Linked DNA regions of Homo sapiens: region 2 is linked to region 1. The links are chromatin loops, found by intact Hi-C in ENCODE. Cell type or tissue: A673. All regions are shown on one strand. Each heading gives the region's core, and the rest is flanking DNA. Links, peaks and the distances in the headings are about the cores only. Region 1 overlaps BMPER (BMP binding endothelial regulator). Region 2 overlaps BBS9 (Bardet-Biedl syndrome 9).

What was found. Hi-C counts contacts between places; a loop is a spot of excess contacts. Peaks named below come from ENCODE experiments on the same cell type or tissue, not always from the same donor. Only the 100,000 strongest peaks of a DNase experiment are listed, where the experiment ranks them.
Region 2: a loop joins it to region 1, with 2.9 times the contacts of the local background. A loop is called at or near these places in 9 of 110 quality-filtered maps.

The regions. Positions count from the first base shown.
Region 1 is chr7:33,927,981-33,937,364 of GRCh38, reverse strand. It overlaps BMPER (BMP binding endothelial regulator), which reads right to left. Exons shown (of 15, transcript NM_001365308.1): 3 at 1-76. Among named protein-coding and RNA genes, the nearest start is that of BMPER, 27 kb to the right of the region's middle. RefSeq lists a silencer at 4,191-4,457. In A673, for the core only: a CTCF peak has its summit at 4,300 (motif pointing right); DNase peaks (open chromatin) are centred at 3,634 and 4,344; H3K27ac peaks cover 273 bases.
Region 2 is chr7:33,330,477-33,338,476 of GRCh38, reverse strand. BBS9 (Bardet-Biedl syndrome 9) reads right to left here. Exons shown (of 23, transcript NM_198428.3): 10 at 1,855-2,036. Among named protein-coding and RNA genes, the nearest start is that of BBS9, 200 kb to the right of the region's middle. In A673, for the core only: a CTCF peak has its summit at 3,899 (motif pointing left); no DNase peak of the experiment used is centred there.

The DNA.
Region 1 (9,384 bases), core at 587-8,586:
CCCTCTGCTTGATGGCCAGGGCACAGTCTCGGGACAGCACGGGGCACTTCTCTCTCTTACATGTCACTTCCTTGTTCTAGACAAAAAGAGACACGAGAGATTTGAAATAGACATCAAACAGAATTCCCCAAATCCTAACACACCACAGAGGTTTCCCGAGCCCCACTCTTATCTGGCCTTCACTTGGCAAGAAGACGCTGTGAGAGCAAATAGGATTTTGCCATCTCTGAAACAGAAATACCCATCCAGGAACACAGGACTTTGGAGATCAGAGTCAGATGAGAGGAGATGAAAAGTCCCTTCTTTACAAAGCCAGCTTCACCTAGATAACCGATTGCCAAGGGAGAAGTTCTCTCCCGCTCCTTCAGATTCTAAGGTTTCTTTTTAGTACACACTACAGAAACGATAATATTTGTGTAAACCATATTTTGCCTGTTGGGCTACCTGGGCCAGGACTGCATCGTGAGAACAAAAATATTTTCACATGGCCGTCCAACAATCCTTAATAGTAGAGTGCATTAAAATGCAGCAATCTAAAGTTCCAACTCAAATAATGACAAAGTTGAATATTGGATCGGCTTGGTAAAAGAAAAAATAATATTCTACATGCCAAGCAGAGACATGGACGTCAGTGTTTTCTAGCTGTGGGACAGCTGTGTTATATTAGCACTTATGCTAATGAACATGTGGTGAACATTTGCATCTTTGGTTTTTTCCTGAAAGGTTAGCTGTTAAAATGTCTTAAAGAAGATACAAACATGATGAATATGCCTGTTTGTATATGGATTGTATGCACCTGAACCAAAAATACTGTCTCAAAAAATTCAACAAAATGTGAGATTTATCAAGCGGCGACCACATGCTAGCTGATGTGGCTTTCATTCTCACTAAAATTCTGTGTGGTCAGTATCGTTATCCCCATTTTGCAAACAAGAAAACTGCTGCTCAGAGAAGGTAGCTGACTTTTCCAAGATTACCCAGCTTTCCAGTGGGAGAGATGGAACTCGAGATGAAGATATAAATGTGTGCACACCTATGCCCTTCCCTGGATAACAGCAAGCACTACCAGTGCCTCATCTCGGGGCAGGTTGGAGAGGAGCAACTGGCCGGCTCTGCTCACCTTGAAATGAACCTAGAACTCTCTTGGCATATGTATTAATAAAGAAGAAAACCAAACTCAGCCCTGATAACAAATTTGAGAAAATTCTCAAGTGTACCCAGTATGCCTCCATGTCATGAGACTAAGAAGATCTCACCATTTCTTGCTCAGAACCAAGGAGACACATGCGAGCCTGCAGGTGTGTGTGTGTGTGGGTGTGCATGTGCATATGTGCCTGCGAGCTTGTGTGTGAGCTGAGAGTGAGTTCTACGGGGAGGGTTGGGCCTTGCCTTGCCCACAGCTGTTTCCGTATCAGCCCTGTTATTTCCCTGCCCTCGTGGCTTTTGCAAGGCCAACTGAGGCACAGAAACAATAAGCCACGACCGGTGTTGCTCAAACTTGTCCACTGAATGGCACATATAGAAAATGACACTCACTTCTGTTAAGGAACACTGGAATGAATGTGGTGAATATTCTCCTGAAACTGTCCTAGGACTTGTCTGACACCCAGAGAAAGGGCATCGATCCACAGCCACCTGCACCCCACACCTGCAGGGGCTGCTGCTGCTGTTTTGTTTTTTCATTTACTGGTTGTCCTTATGATGGGAGGGTGACCTGAGTCATCCAGTCTCTCTCTCTCTCTCTTTCTCCTTCTCTCTCTCTCTCTCTCTGTCTCTTTCTCTCTTTCTTTTTTGGGATCTGTTATATGGTAAGTGCCCTCAAGGGGCTGACCTCATTTACTCTTAAAATCCTGTGAGACAGGGGCCCTCATCCTTAGCTGCACATTACAACCCCCTGTGGAGTTCTTAACAAAGACTGCCATGGTCTCCCACCCCCTGAAGCTCAGATCTGGTTAATCTAAGGACCAGGCATGGGTATTTGTTCAAGCTCCCAGGTAATTCCAATGTTCAGCTAGGGTTGAGAACCACTGCCATCAGGGGAGAGTATTTCTGTGGCCACTGGGGCTGAGCTGGGATAAGGAGCTGTCCACAGTCCCTTTGTGAACAGCAGACCTACAATCTGAAGCCAAGCATACTGGCTCCACGCTCCCCAGAACTCCTTCCCTCACCCCCTTTTCTCCATGATAATGGTGGCATCAAGGCTAACTATAAGGCACAGCCCTTAGATTTATTTTTATAATTTTTTCTTAAACTACAAAGGTCATACATTGTTATGGTCACCATTCAAAATAAAGAGACATATTTTTTACAAATTAATAATCTCTCCCAACTCCCACCAAAGTCATCACAGATAGCCACCAGGTATGTATGCTGCTTGGTATTGTTGACAGTGACTTCATTTTGAAAAGCGTAGTTCTTGCAAGCTAAATTTTATACCGACTCTCCCACCCCAAGAGAATTGTGAAAGAACTTCATTAACAGAGCTTCTGTTACCAGGACTGTATGGCTTTATGCATTCAGCAAACCTGGCTGCAACCTGGCTGCGGCCTTAGCCAAGGGCCACTCCCAAGCGCATCTCCTCTCTGAAGGGAAGAATCTTCAGATACAGAGAGTTCAAAGCTCTCAGGGCAGTCAAAGTGATGGCACAATCTGGGATCTGATAAATAGGAAGGCACACATTCGCTTAAATATAGGAACTCTGCTGACTTAGAAACCTGGGAGCCAGTCAAAATCCATAACAGGATCCCAAGATTCATAATAAATAGTTTGTAATTACAGTCCAGCACAAAAGTTATTCCAACCAGATGGTTTGTAGATTCACATCTGGATTTTTTTTTTTTTTTTTTTGTACACACACATAGAACAAACCTAAACCTTAGCTGTAGGTTTAGTGGGTTTTTTCCCCCTGATTACACTGGGAGTTTTTAAATATTCTATCAACGGTCACATTGGTACAGAACTGCCATATCTGATCATTGCCCTGGTGTCTGATTGGTGTGAATGTGGAGTAGTCTTTGGAATCCCAGGCCTTCCAAGAAAAAACTTTAAAAGCTCAGGGAATTGCTGGTGAGAGCCTGATTCCTCCATTTCCTTAATTGAGTCCAGCAGCTACAGAGTAAATTCAAACACAGGTTAATTAAGACCACTCCATTCACTTTCCCAATTTTGCCAAGAGACAAAAACACTTGTTCTTGAGCCAGTGGCTCTGGAGAGAAGTGGCACACGCAAAGCCATGCCTTCAGGACTCCCTCACCCCCTGGGCTGCCTCATCCCCACATGCACTATGTGTCACCACTGTGACTCAAGTTCAGGGCTCATTCCGTTCACATCTTCATTCAAGAAACATTTTCTAATACTGGCTCACACTTACTGAACTCATTCTCTGTGTGTTCAGGCTCTGTGCTAAGAATCTTATGTGCATTTTTTTCACCAAAAATTCCCAATGATCGCCATCTTACAGAGGAGGGATCAATGTTAGGAAACTTGCCCAGGGTCACCCAAGACACAGATCTGGAATACAAATAGAGGCCTGTCATTTAAATGCCTTCCCAGGCATTCAGGATGCAGAAGAGAACAAAATAATGATCCTGCCCTCAGGCCCCAGGGGAGATTGGTGTCTTCCTGGTGGCTCCAGACAGGAACTCTCTAACGAAAGCAGAGCAACTCCAGGGGCCTGTGTCATGGCCAACCATGGGAAGGTCTGCAGACACCAGCTGTTTTCTGGTAACAAGGAAAGTTGTTCCAATTTGGATATCAACAGAGATGTGCCTATCATGCCTCTGAAAGCCAGACTGGCATCCTCAAACACTTTTCCCCAAATCCCAGCTTGAGTTTGAGTCTCTCCAGATCTAAACAAGAGAAATGGTAGCAAAAATACACTCAAGGAAAAGGTCAGAATACTCTAAAAAAAAAAAAAAAAAAAACCTAACCAATGAATAAGAGCAATAAACCTTACTGCATCTTTCATTCTTAGTCTCCCGTGTGTCCCTCTTTCTACGGTTGCCAGCCAGTGGTCTACCTGCTGTCAAAGGCGTCTGTCTGCATTACTGCCTTCTTTCAGGAAGATAGTTAACCGATTCTTTAACATTGACCAAACACATCAAAACCCAAAATGTAGCCTCTGGAGGCACATTAAATGAAGTGCCAACATGAAAAACTAAAAGGGGGGCATAGGGAGTAAAACATTTTTTAAAAATCAACATGACTGGCAACAAAGCTCTATAAGGATTTGAGCCAAACCACAGCTCCCGCCGCAAGCCAAGTTCAAACAGGATTCCGGCAGCCAGCTTGCTGTGTCTGAGATCTGCCACGAGATGGCAGCACAGAGTCCCCGGTCTCAGGAATTGCAGCCTTGAGACTGCCAGAGCCTTGGGAGTATTTCCCAGTGTCTGATGGGGAGAGAAATGAGCTCTCCCATGAGCGTAGGGCGGAGGGGTACAGAGAAGATAGCAGAGCACCGCTGTGAAACGTTCTCGTGTGCTTTCCTTAACCAGAAAAACATGCTTTTGAGATGCTTCCGTTCTATTCCCAGCCCCAATGTCTTGAACGTATTTTTTTTTTCAAAGATTCTTCCAGAACCAATCCTATTATGGAATACGAAAAGTATTCCTTGACCTTTCATTTATAATAAAAAATAATAGAATCAAAATCTGGAGAGGAAAACGCAGCAGCTAATATGATGAGGGTAGTGGAGGGAGAAATGTCTGCGGGCGGATCCTTTATTTTTAGACTATGAAACACCATCACAAATCTCTTGAAATAAGAGTGAAAATGAAAATACCTCGTGTCTGCCTGCTGATCGTCCATTTGGTTAGCCATGTTGAAGATCAACACAAGACCCTTCCCCTAGATGATGGCATTATTTTCCCTCCATCCCTGTCTCTGATGACAGCAAAGCCTGCCTGGGAGGCAAACAGCTGTCATTTGGCAAACTAGCAAATTCAAAGTGACAGATCTTTTTTCAGGAAACTAAGAAGGCTGTGAGGTTGTGGTATTTTTTTCTGCCCGAGTGAACAATACTCAATATGTCAATGAAGCACACAGGCCAGGTAGTGTGACTGCTGGGAATAAAGTGGCGGGGTGCCCTGTTATTCCATCCCGGTAGTCTTTGTTGGGGAGGAGCTTACAGATTTTGCTGCCTTCAAGAATTCCCCACCAAAATACAAATACCCCTGGAGGTAGACCCACATTCATCCCAAATAGCCAATTTCCTGGGATAGATGCCCCAGCCTGGCGACTCTGAGAGGGAAAGTTGCTTAGCAGTGGAGGCTCTAAAGCTGAAAAACAAAGCCTTGGCACACGTATCACTATACTCAGTGCTGCGGGAGGGAGACAGAAATCATACAGCAAGGTTCCTAGTCTCCAGAAACCTACAAGCTCTTGGGGAAAATAAGACAACAGACAACAGCAGATCACACAAACACTGTGGTGTAACTTCTGGCACAGTGAGAAGCACGAAAGAGATCTTCACCTTGATTCAAAAGCCATCACCATTGCTGAGCACAAATAGGACATTTTGATGCTTACTCAAATTTTTATTATCTGAGAACTTACACAATAGTGGTCCATGTGGAGAGTCTCAAGATGGCTCAAATAGGAATTTGTTGTTAGGAATATGGATGTCTTGTTTCAAGTGCCCCAAGGAGGAGGAAGCAGGGGAAGCTGATCCCACATCAGCGTGTATATTCTCATCGGAATTTCTAGTCTCTCTATGTATGAAGTCAAAGAGTCAACTTCTCCTTGAAGTATCCCCATTGTAACCCAATTCCAGATCCCAAAGAGCCCAAGAGAACTTTTTAGCACTTTTGAACCCAGGTCACAATTTCTCCCAGGCAATATTATACCACTTCTCATAAACAGAAGAATAATACTTCAGGTTTACATAGCAGCTTTCTTCTAAAGATCTCTGTAGACATTATTTCATTAATCCTCACAGGTTTCTTAAGATTTGCAGATGGAGAAATGGCACACAATGAGGCTGTCTCAGATCCCTCAAAGAGGCAGCTAGCAGTGGACCTGGGAACAGAACCCAGTTCCCAGCCTGGCTTACGGGATCAGCTGGGAAGGTTAGTTTGTAAAGCACAGCACTAAAATGTACAGAAGTATCATATTCAAATTAGGTTAGCTCCAATAGGCTGTTGAGACTTTAGGAACAGACTAGTATGTAGTTAAGCTAGTCTGCAGATTTTCTGGACAGGCCACCTGGGCCAAACAGGCGAGGTCTCCTGCCACGTTTCTGCCCTAGTACAAGGTAACCTATGAGAGGTACCATGTAAGGGATTACCCAGGACTTGGGTAAGCAGACCAGACTTTAAGCCAAGGTTCTAGAATGAAGAGACGGAAACAAAAGCTGAAAAAAGAAGTGTGTTGGCAGCAACCAAAGACCCAAAGGGGCCAGATTTCATTGCTTTTCTTTGAGACAGGGTCTTGCTCCATCACCCAGGCTGGAATGCAGAGGCACAACCATGGCTCACTGCAGCCTCAAGCTCCCAAACTCAAACAATCTCCCATCTCAGCCTCCAGAAGTAGCTGGGACTACAGGCATGTACCACCATGCCTTGCTAATTTATTTTTATTTTTATTTTTTTGTAGACACAAGGCCTCACTATGTTTCCCAGGCTGGTCTCAAACTCCTGGGTTCAAGTGATCCTCCACCTCGGCCTCCCAAAGTGCTGGGATTATAGCTGTGAGCCACTGAACCCAGTGAGATTTCATTGCTTATCAGCAGTTCTGATCATTGGAAATTGTAAAATGAAGTGATGACCTCTCTAGAACATTCGGTCAGGGGAAATCCTGAGCAAACGAGCATGAACTCACAGACAGGAGAGAATGCAAGCTTATACCTGCTCCAGCCTGTCTCCTTTGGACAAAGTCTGTTCTCAGTCTCTTGGAAAATAATAATGGAGCATGGGTAGGGGGGCCCTGAGATAGCCCAGTGGTTGCCAATGGCAGTATTAAATTTGATTGATGATTTATTATTTTAATTAAGCTTTTGCTTGCTCATTCTTCATTACTGATAGTAAAATTGACTTCCCCATAACTCTTACACAGAAATATCTGGAAGAAAAAAATAAAAGGCAGTTTGGTCAGCCACAAACCCTAAGTGTACAAGTCCAAGGCTCTGGGTCATGTCTCTCAACTCAACAGAACTTGAAAAAAAATAGAAAGACAACATGAAGAAAACCATTTCTAAGATGAAGAACATGAAGCTGAAAGGGAAAAGGACCCAAACTCCCCAGCTGAAAGAAGTGGTTTCACCCAAGACCTCTTTCCCAACTGAGTTTAGTCCAAGAGATGGGAGGTGTCAACTGTGGCCCTTTGCACAATATACCTCAAGCCCTTAACGTAAAGTGGCATTTCCAGACCTTTCTGCAACCCCAACCTCCACTGCTTTTGCAAATCCCTTCCATAGTCAGGGCCACAAACAAAGCTGATCCATCTCTAACCAAACAATGAAGTAACATAGTGTTTTCCAGGCAGGTTGCTGAACTATTAAGAATAATAACACCTGACATTTATAGGAAATCTATTATATGCCCCACCATGCTGAAAATGTTTTGTGTATTTTGTCATTTAACCCTTGCAAACAAGCCTGAAGAAGGCACTGATTTACTTCCCATCACATCTTATAGGTAAGTAAACTGAGGCACGGAGAGGTTAAACGGCTCACCCAGGTTTACATAGCTAGCCAGGGCAGAGATTCAAACCCAGGACTCTGATATCAAAGCCTATGATTTCATCACTATGCTATATAGCTTCATTTAGAGGCTAAGTGAGCCACCTTTCCCTTGCAGCTAAGAATTTAAATGTTTGCCTTTGTTGAGCACCCCATTTTCAGACCTTTATAAACCTTGGTGCTTTATGGTTTCATTCTGAACACAGAAGTAAAAATAATGCCTTTTAGGAAAGACAGATTAAATCTCTGACTTAAAAACTCAAAACAAGTCCCAGTCTCTGAGTGCCTGGTCATTTGCAAGGCTGACCAAAACCTGGACCCGAACCTGCCAAGTCCTCTCATTTCTTCTTTGATTTGAGCAGAAGAGTGTACTCTCTTGGGAGGCTTGCAGCATCCCACGGCCATAATTTTGTAGACTTAATGTTAAAATGTCTTGCAAGAACATCATGCAATTCATTGCACTCCATCTGGGAGTGTTATTCTTTTTCCCTCCTGTCTAGGCTCAACGAGTCTTTACCCCAGAGACCCAGGCCCTGGCAAACACGCCTCCTCCGGCCCAGCTCACAGTGCAAACTCTGAACAAAGCTGCCCTTGAAGCCCGAACATTTAAAAAGACTTTATGAAGCCCACTGGGGCCCCCCGATTATTTTGCAACAAGTCATATCCCATGAAGAAATTCACTTCTCTGCAACACAAAACAGAGGGAGATTAAAGAAAAAGGCAGGGGGGTGGAGGAAAGAAGTAAGACCCCCTGAGGTTCTGTCTGGCCAGAATCGTGTCTTTTAGTACCCATATCCCCTACAAAGACGATGTTCTGATGATATATGGCCCTAATACATCACTAAATGACAGTGTTCTCCTGATCCTATACCTTGAAAATATGACACGTGCCAGCAGAGGCAATGGGGGATTAATAAGGAGGCCCTTCTGATATTTACGTTACCTAACTATTCCATTTTTTTTTAATGGGCTTTAGTTTGTTGGAGGGATTGTTTTGGGTCCTATTCTGTTTAAGGATTTAGGTCTGGCTTTTTTTTTTTTTTTTTTTTTGGCTTTTTCAAGAAACTCACGGAACAAAGAAACACAGGCCATTAGAGTGTCCTGGCTGCTCAAGTAGAAGTCTGATTTAAAACAGGGCAGTGTCAAACAGCTCCTCATTCTGTTTAATCATATTTTGAAATGGAACCAAAACATTAGAGATGGCAGAACACAAAAAAAAACAACCACCAAATAAAAATAGTAGCCCAAAAGAGAGTAGCACTGCCTGTTTTTTATTAGACTGCGCGTCGTATAAGCAAAGGGTCTGCTGGCAACAGCACATTTGTGTAACTGGAATGGAGGGAACACGCAGAGCCAGGGATCGAGCCCCGTGGGCCCTGTCACAGATGCAGCTCTGCCACCGTGCTCAGTTCCCAAAAGCAAACAAAAAACCAACAGGTAGGTTGCAACTCACTCTGCCAGGCATGTGAACCGAGAGGGTTCATGGTGGCGTCCTGCCTTTACTGGGCCCAAATGCCTCAGTCAACCCTTCTCTCTTCCTAACAGAAGAGACTCCAACAGCTGGGATGTGGGATGGGGTCGGTGCGGCAGAGAACACTTCCAAAAGACTCCTGGGAAGAATCTGCAGGCCAGGGGTGAAGGAGAAGGAAGCCCTGCAAAGCAATGCAGCTTCACACGCAGGAGGCCAGGCTGCTTCCTCAACACCTCTG
Region 2 (8,000 bases), core at 1-8,000, 600 kb after region 1:
TTTGTAAGTTAAAGCCCCCAAACTAAAATAAGTGACATTAAAATGAATAATGGGGTCATCAAAAAGTTCAGCATTTTAACTTCTCATAATAAAGAGAAGCTAAAACTGTAATAAAACAATTTTGTGCTTTTATTAATTACAGGTATTTTAATAAACAAACATACCATGGTTTTATAAGGGTACAAGTTACTAAATTTTTTTCCATATCTAGAAATAAAATGTTTTAAATACCTCTCAGTTTAAAAAGTTTCCCTTTGTTTCTTTCCCAGAAATAAAACTAAATGATGGTGGCATAGAAGGGGCAAGGAACTTCAAACATTAATTAAAAATTGAGGTTATGTAAATCATGCACTTTACACCTAAGTCTGTGGGTGTATCCCTATCTTAATTAGCGGTTATTTTAAGACATACTGAAGGATCAAGGTAATGACAAGTAAAACAGCCTAAACTTTCTCACCCAAGGTCATCACTATAACCACCAAGAAATAACTTTTAGCTGTAAGGGATTTTCTGAGAAATTTCATATTCAATTAATGTTAATCAAAATATTATTGGAACATTACTATGGAAAGGGCAAAATCTCAGGACAAAATTTGAAATGAAAGCCATATTATTTAATGAACTCTGGAAATTTCATGTTTCATGCCTATGCCACCCTTCCCCAATTATATTTTTAAATGACAAAACAAGACTTATAATTCTATTATTCCCAAAAATGCTAGTAACAAAAATTGAAACAAAAAATTATATACTGCGATATGACACATCCCATTTTAACCACTCTCTATTTGACATGGCAGCGCTGACAACAAATAGATTTTTAAGTAATTGGAGGTACTTGAAAGACCTGAACTTCACTGGTTTACTTTCAAAACTTTCTAAAAGAATGTGTGAAACCAAAGCATAATAACTTTATTTTAATATTTGTATTTTAAAAATATATTATCTCAATTCCTCAGGACCAGAGGAATACAATGTTGGTAACATAGACTCAAAAGTACATAAATCTAGTAAAATGATTGGATCAGGATTAAGATTGGCTCTGTTGTTTTGGTTGGCTTTTGATGCTCTGCTTCTTTTATTATTCCTACTTGTTTTAACATTTCTTTTATGTGAAAATAGTCCATATTTTTTCACATTAAAAAAATACTTTTACCTGACCCTGAAAAGGGAACTTGAAGTAATGCTTTTCACATGTCCAACTCAAACTGCAGGATTGGTGTTTTGTTTCTCCTTTTAATTTACAAAAAAAAATTATACCCTTTTGAGTCCCAAAGTAAGATAATATTGAGTTATTCAAAACTCGGGAACTGAAAATATCATCAGCCTCTGAGTCATTAGAAATCAGCATACCGCAAGCTACACACCATTTGGATGGTTAATTAACTACAAACATAAATTATGTCACTAAGCTGCAAATGACTACATTTTTAGTAGCAAAATGGTAGCTCATGTGCTTTGGTTTCTTTTAAAAGAAGAACTAAAGTTGTTTCAGGAGTATAAGAAGTTAATAAATGACCACTCTAAATTTTAATGCTCTTCTCAAGGCCTAAAACCACCACCCAAAGAAGTACTTCTTCCTTTCTTAGCATGTAAAGAAAAAAACTAGATAGTGCTGTCCATGAAACATTAACAACAAAAGCACTTTCTTAAATAAAATACGTTTTCAGAAGCCATAACATACAAAGTAGACATAAAGACCTTGTGTGCTAAAGAGCAATACTGTTTTTACAAATATGATTTTAATTAAGCCTAGAGGAGAAAATTAACAAATACACAAAATAATATCTATCTACAAGATAATATGAATTTCATAATGAATACTAAAATAATAAAAAGCTGCAAATGAGATACCTTGTGATTTGTTAACATCTTTGATGATTTTCTGAAGTTCTTTCATTTCTACATCAAGTTCATCATAGTTTAGTTCTCGAGATTGAACGTTTGGAGCTTGGAACAGAGAAGGATCTGTCCCCAGGTATGAACACTGCAAGTGACCATCATCACTCAGAGTGACTATCACTCCCTTTAAATCACTACAATAAGGAAGAGAAAATGAGACATAATTTTAAATTTCAGTAGAGTTAGTCTTGACCAACTACATTTTTACTCAATTCAGCATCAACACACCATTAAGAAAATAACTATATATCTATTTCTAAAGTTTTACTTCAAAGACTCAATTCAAATGTTTCAAACACGATTTGTATTTACAGAAGTATTCCCAATGTTAAGGTCCACTAAGGCCGGGAAAAAAGCTTAATTATTATAATAGCTACCACTTTTGGGGACCTAACTACAAAGCAAATCCTGCTCTAAGAGCATTTTAAGTACTGTTTTTAATCCTCCTTCCAGCTACTACTTGGCATTTCCGTAATAAGCATGTGAACAACACTTTGGAGGTACAATGGACCAAGAGATGGAGCGGGGCTGCTGGCTGGCTGAAGACCAGGAAGGAGGCACAGGAGTGAAGACAGGACAACCCAGGGGACAGAAAACCAACGAAGTTGATGTGGGAAGCCATCGGAGGTCTTGCGAAAAAAAAAGTGCCCCCGGTCTTTCCTCATCCTTTTCCCTCTCTACCCTTAGGATTCATGTTTGCCCTCTTTCCCAGGTCCTCCCATCACAGCTTCCTTCACACGCTCTCCTATTCAAGTGGCCCTCTGGTTTGTTCTCTCTTTCTCTTCACTTTTAGCTAGAAGCAGCCAATTGTCCCATTTACTAGCTCTTTCTCTATCACTCTTCTCATCCTCATTATCTTTTTTATTCCCCATTCTTTCACTCTTCCTTCTCTCTTAGGCTCCCTGAGGTCTGTTTTACTCTAGAAACTAGCCATAATATATAAATTAAGGATAATTTTAGCACACAATTTTTTTAAAGTTGTTTTTGTGAACATGTCATAAAAAGTAGCTGAGATGAATACTGTATTTGCTTCCTCCCTAAGTTTGCCATAAAAACAAAAAAATTCAACATCGTGATAAGCCATTTTGAGTTGATACATAATGGATTTGTTTGACTCACTTTTGTTTGTTAGGTTTTCTACAGAAACTTTTGATTTTTTTTTAAAGTATTTTCTACTTGGTTCTAAAGGTTAGATATTAATCAAAAATAATAAATTGGGCACAGTAGCACAAGCCTGTACTCCCAGCTACTTGAAGAGGCAAAGAATCACTTAAGCCCAGGAGTTTGAATCCAGCTTGGGCAACATAGCAAGACCTTGTCTCTAAAAGTAAACAAAAATAGAAAAATTGTGAGAGAAAAGAAGATGTTTAAATGTTGCTATTCATCTGAAGAAGAGAAAAGGACATAAAGTATATAACAGATAAGGCATGTAAGAGTCTAGGATTATTTAGAATGAACAAAAATGTTTAAAACTCCCCAACAGTGGATCATGGCAGGTAGTCATTTCATTAATCTAAAAGCTCAACTGGGTTGGGAGTAGATACTACCATTGCTCAGTTCTGCCCATAAGATGGTCACCAGCATCCACTTCACCACCTGCCTTAAACACAACATTCCAATACACATCATCTCCAGGACTCAGGCATAGTCAGTGACATGCAACCCTGTCATATTACTTGAGAGGAATAAAAAATAGATTGTTGTCACTGGTTCAACAGCTAAAGAACTAGACTAGGACGCAGGAGACTTGAGTCTGGCTCTGATGCTGCTCCTGTAGAGCTCAGTCAACTTGGGAAAGCTTTCCTAAATATTCTTTATATGTAAAATGAGAAGGTAAGACTAGATAATCCTCAAAAACTTTAAGTTTTATCAATTGCTTCTGCCATCTACCCCTCAGAAAACAAATAGTCCAAAAATGGAATGATCTTCTTAAAGTATGAAAAGCAACCCCAGAGTACCTTTGGGTTTGAACCTTTCTTTGCAGGTAACTGAAGCCATCTAGTGGCCATGGAAATCCCAACTTTCAGCTCTGACAAGCCCATTTCAAGAGAGCAAATCTTCCCTTCCCTCTGAGTTGTGACTGTAGTCTGTTCCGCATTCTAGCTAGCCCCACTAAGCCCTACGAACCCAATGAGTCCTCAGGCAACTCTAGGGTGCTAAAGCGCAGACCTCTGGGGGGGGCTTCTCAGAGAATGTGAGATTCATCAGTTCTTTGAATTCAAACAGGCATTTCCATTTCATCTTCATCCTTTGAACAGTCCATCATACAGAAAAGCTAGCATTACCCAATACAAGTATTCCTCCTTATCTAAATTGAGTTGGTCTTTGAGTTGAAAGGTTTATTACTAAATCAGTTTTATTCCATCAATTTAGATAGCAAATGGCAACAATTTAGATACAAGCCATTTATCTAAAAAATTATCTGAACCTATTAAGTTTCTGAGTTCAAATAGGAAGAGTTTGGATAATAGAGAATACATATATTTCTTCAGACTCTCTAAAAACACTTTTTACTGGTATTTCACGTGTTCAAGTGGTAAAGAGAGTAGCCAGGGTCTTCCCTCACCAAAAGAACAAATTTCACCAGAATGTCTTGACAGCTAAGGTAATTATAGAACTTAAGCAATTTACTTTTTAAAAAATCAATTGCAAAAGACATTATAGGCTGGGGATGGTGGCTCACGCCTGTAATCTCAGCATTTTGGAAAGCCGAGGCAGGTGGATCGCTTGAGGTCAGAAGTTCAAAACCAGCCTGGCCAATGTGGTGAAATCCCATCTCCACTAAAAATACAAAAATTAGCCAGGTGTGGGTGGCAGGCACCTACAATCCCAGCTACTCAGGAGACTGAGGCAGGAGAATAACTTAAACCCAGGAGACAGAGGTTGCAGTGAGCCGAGACCACTGCACTCCAGCCTGGGCAACACAGCAAGACTCGGTCTCAAAAAAAAAAAGACATTATAGCTTAGTTTGTTTATTTTTATGGCTGAGTAGCATTCCCTGATGATTAGTGATGTCGAGCACTTTTTTATATGTTTGTTGGCTGAAGAAAAAAAAATCTTCTTTTGAGAATTGTCTATTCATGTCATTTGCAAAGATATGAAACCAACCTAAGTGCCCATCAACCAATGAGTGGATAAAGAAAATGTGTATACACACCATGGAACACAACTCAGCCATAAAAAGGAATGAAACAATGTATTTTGCAGCAACTTGGATAGAGCAGGAGGCCATTATTCTAAGTGAAGTAACTTAGACAACCAAATATGGTATGTTCTCACTTATAAGTGAGAGCTAAGCTATGAAGATGCAAAAGCATAAGAATGATGACATGGACTTTGGGGACTGGCAGGAGGGGATGGTTGGGAGAGGGGTGAGGGACAAAAGGCTATATATTGGGTACAGTATATACTTCTCGATGACAGGTGCACCAAAATCACAGAAATCACCACTAAAGAACTTATCCATGTAAGCAAAAACCACGTGTACTCTAAAAACTATTCTTTTTAGATGAGATTCCTAGAGTAGTCAGATTTGTAGAGACCCAAAGTTGAATGGTGGTTTCCAGGGGCTGGGGGAGGGGGTTGAGAGATACAGTCTTGTAAAGATGAAAAAGTTCTGGAGATGGATAGTGGTGATGATTGCACAGCAGTATGAATGTACCTAATGCCACAGAACTGTACATTTTAAAATGCTTAAAATGGTAAATTTTATGTTATGTGTATTTTACCACAATTTAAAAAAACACATAGCACCAAAACAAGGGTGAATGAATAAATTTCAAAAAGCTGTATCAAGAATGATAATATAGTATGTAATTTGTTTAGGGACATTAAAGCCTTCAATCTTGTTTTTCTTTTTTGTTTTTGTTGTTGTTGTTGTTGTTGTTGTTGTTGTTTTGACATGGAGCCTTGCTCTGTTGCCCAGGCTGGAATGCAGTGGCGTGATCTCAGCTCACTGCAACCTCTGCCTCCCGGGTTCAAGCGATTCTCCTGCCTCAGCCTCCTGAGTAGCTGGGATTACAGGCGCCTGCCACCACACCCAGCTAATTTTTATATTTTTAGTACAGACGGGGTTTTGCCATTTTGGCCAGGCTGGTCTCGAACTCCTGACCTCGTGATCCACCTGCCTCAGCCTCCCAAAGTGCTGGGATTACAGGCGTGAGCCCCACACCTGGCCTCTTGTTTTTAATTGTTTTTAATTCAATAGTTTTTGGGGTACAGGTGGCTTTTGGTTATGACTTCAGGTTTTAGATTTAAGTCTTTGATTCATCTTGAGTTGATTTTTGTATAAGGTGGGAGATAAGAATCTAGTTTTATTCTTCTACATGTGGCTTGCCAGTTTTCCCAGCTCCATTTATTGAATAGGGTGTCTTTTACTGAATTTATGTTTTTGTATGCTTTGTCAAAGATCAGTTCGCTCGAAGTCTGGCTTTATTTCTGGGTTCTCTATCCTGTTCCATTGGTCTATGTGCCCGTTTTTATACCACTACCATGCTGTTTGGGTAACTACAGCCTTGTAGTATAATTTGAAGTTGGGTAATGTGATGCCTCTAGATTTGTTCTTTTTGCTTAGTATTGCTTTGGCTATGCGAGCTCTTTTTTGGTTCCATAAGAATTTCAGGATTGTTTTTTCTAGTTCTGCGAAGAATGATGACGGTATTTTGATGGGAATTGCATTGAATCTATAGATTGCTTTGGGCATTATGGTCATTTTCACAATATTGATTCTTCCCATCCTTGAGCTTGGGATTTGTTTCCATTTGTTTGTGTCATCTATGGTTTCTTCCAGCAGTGTTTTGCAGTTTTCCTTATAGAGCTCTTTCACCTCATTGGTTAAGTATATTCCTAAGATTTTTTGTTGGTGGTGGTTTTTTGGGGGGAGTTGTGTGTGTGTGTGGTTTTTTTTTTTTTTTGGCAGTTGTAAAAGGGACTGAGTTCTTCATTTGATTGTCAGTTTTGTTGTTGTTAGTGTATAGCAGTGCTACTGATCTACGTACATTGATTTTGTATCCTGAGACTTTACTGAATTTGATCTAAGAGCTTTTTGGATGAGTCTTTAGGGTTTTCTAGGCATACAATCATACTATCAGCAAATAGTGACAATTTGACTTCCTCTTTTCTAATTTGGATTATTTCTTTCTTTTGTCTGATTGCTCTGGCTAGGACTTCCAGTACTATGTTGAATAAAAGTGGTGGAAGTGGACATCCTTGTCTTATCCCAATTCTCAAGGGAAATGATTTCAACTTTTCCCCATTCAGCATGATGCTGGCTGTGGGTTTGTCATATACGGCTTTTATTACTTTGAGGTAAGCCCCTTCTATGCCTATTTTATTGAGAGTTTTTATCATAAAGCCATGCTGGATTTTATAAAATGCTTTTTCTGTGTCTATTGAAATAATCATATGATTTTCGTTTTTAATTCTGTTTATGTGATATATCACATTTGTTGACTTATATATGTTAAATCATCCCTGCATCCCTGGAATGAAACCCACTTGATCATAATGTACTGTCTTTTTGATGTGCTGTTAGATTCGGTTAGCTAGTATTTTGTTGAGGATTTTTGCATCTAATGAAAATTTTAACAATATTGTTCATGTGGGTTAATAAGTAAGGTTCTATGAATGACAGAATGTTATGCTGAACAGAACCATCAATTAAATCCAATACCGTGTACCCTATTGCTTCTGTCTTAAAAGCATCATTAACATTGACAAAATCAAGGTCTCTGAATTATTATCGGTCTGTGAAGTGCATCGACTGAGCTAAGTCACTAGAATAATGTACTTTATGAAGAATCAGGGTCAAAGATATTACATTCCTAGGACGTTTGGTAATTTTGTAATTTCAGCAATGGGGCATGAAATTAAACAACAGAATTTTGCTCAGGAATCTGTAAATAATGATTCTATCACTCAGTAAACAGATTCCTGCCTTAACAACACATTAAAACAAAATTCCAGATGGATTTTTAAAGTTCAATTTAAAAATATGAAACTACAAAAATATTTATCTCCCTTTGAGATGGTAAGAAAACTTTTGCTATAAGAACGCAACAGAGGAAGCTACAAAGGAAGGGATCTCTAAATTAAACTAC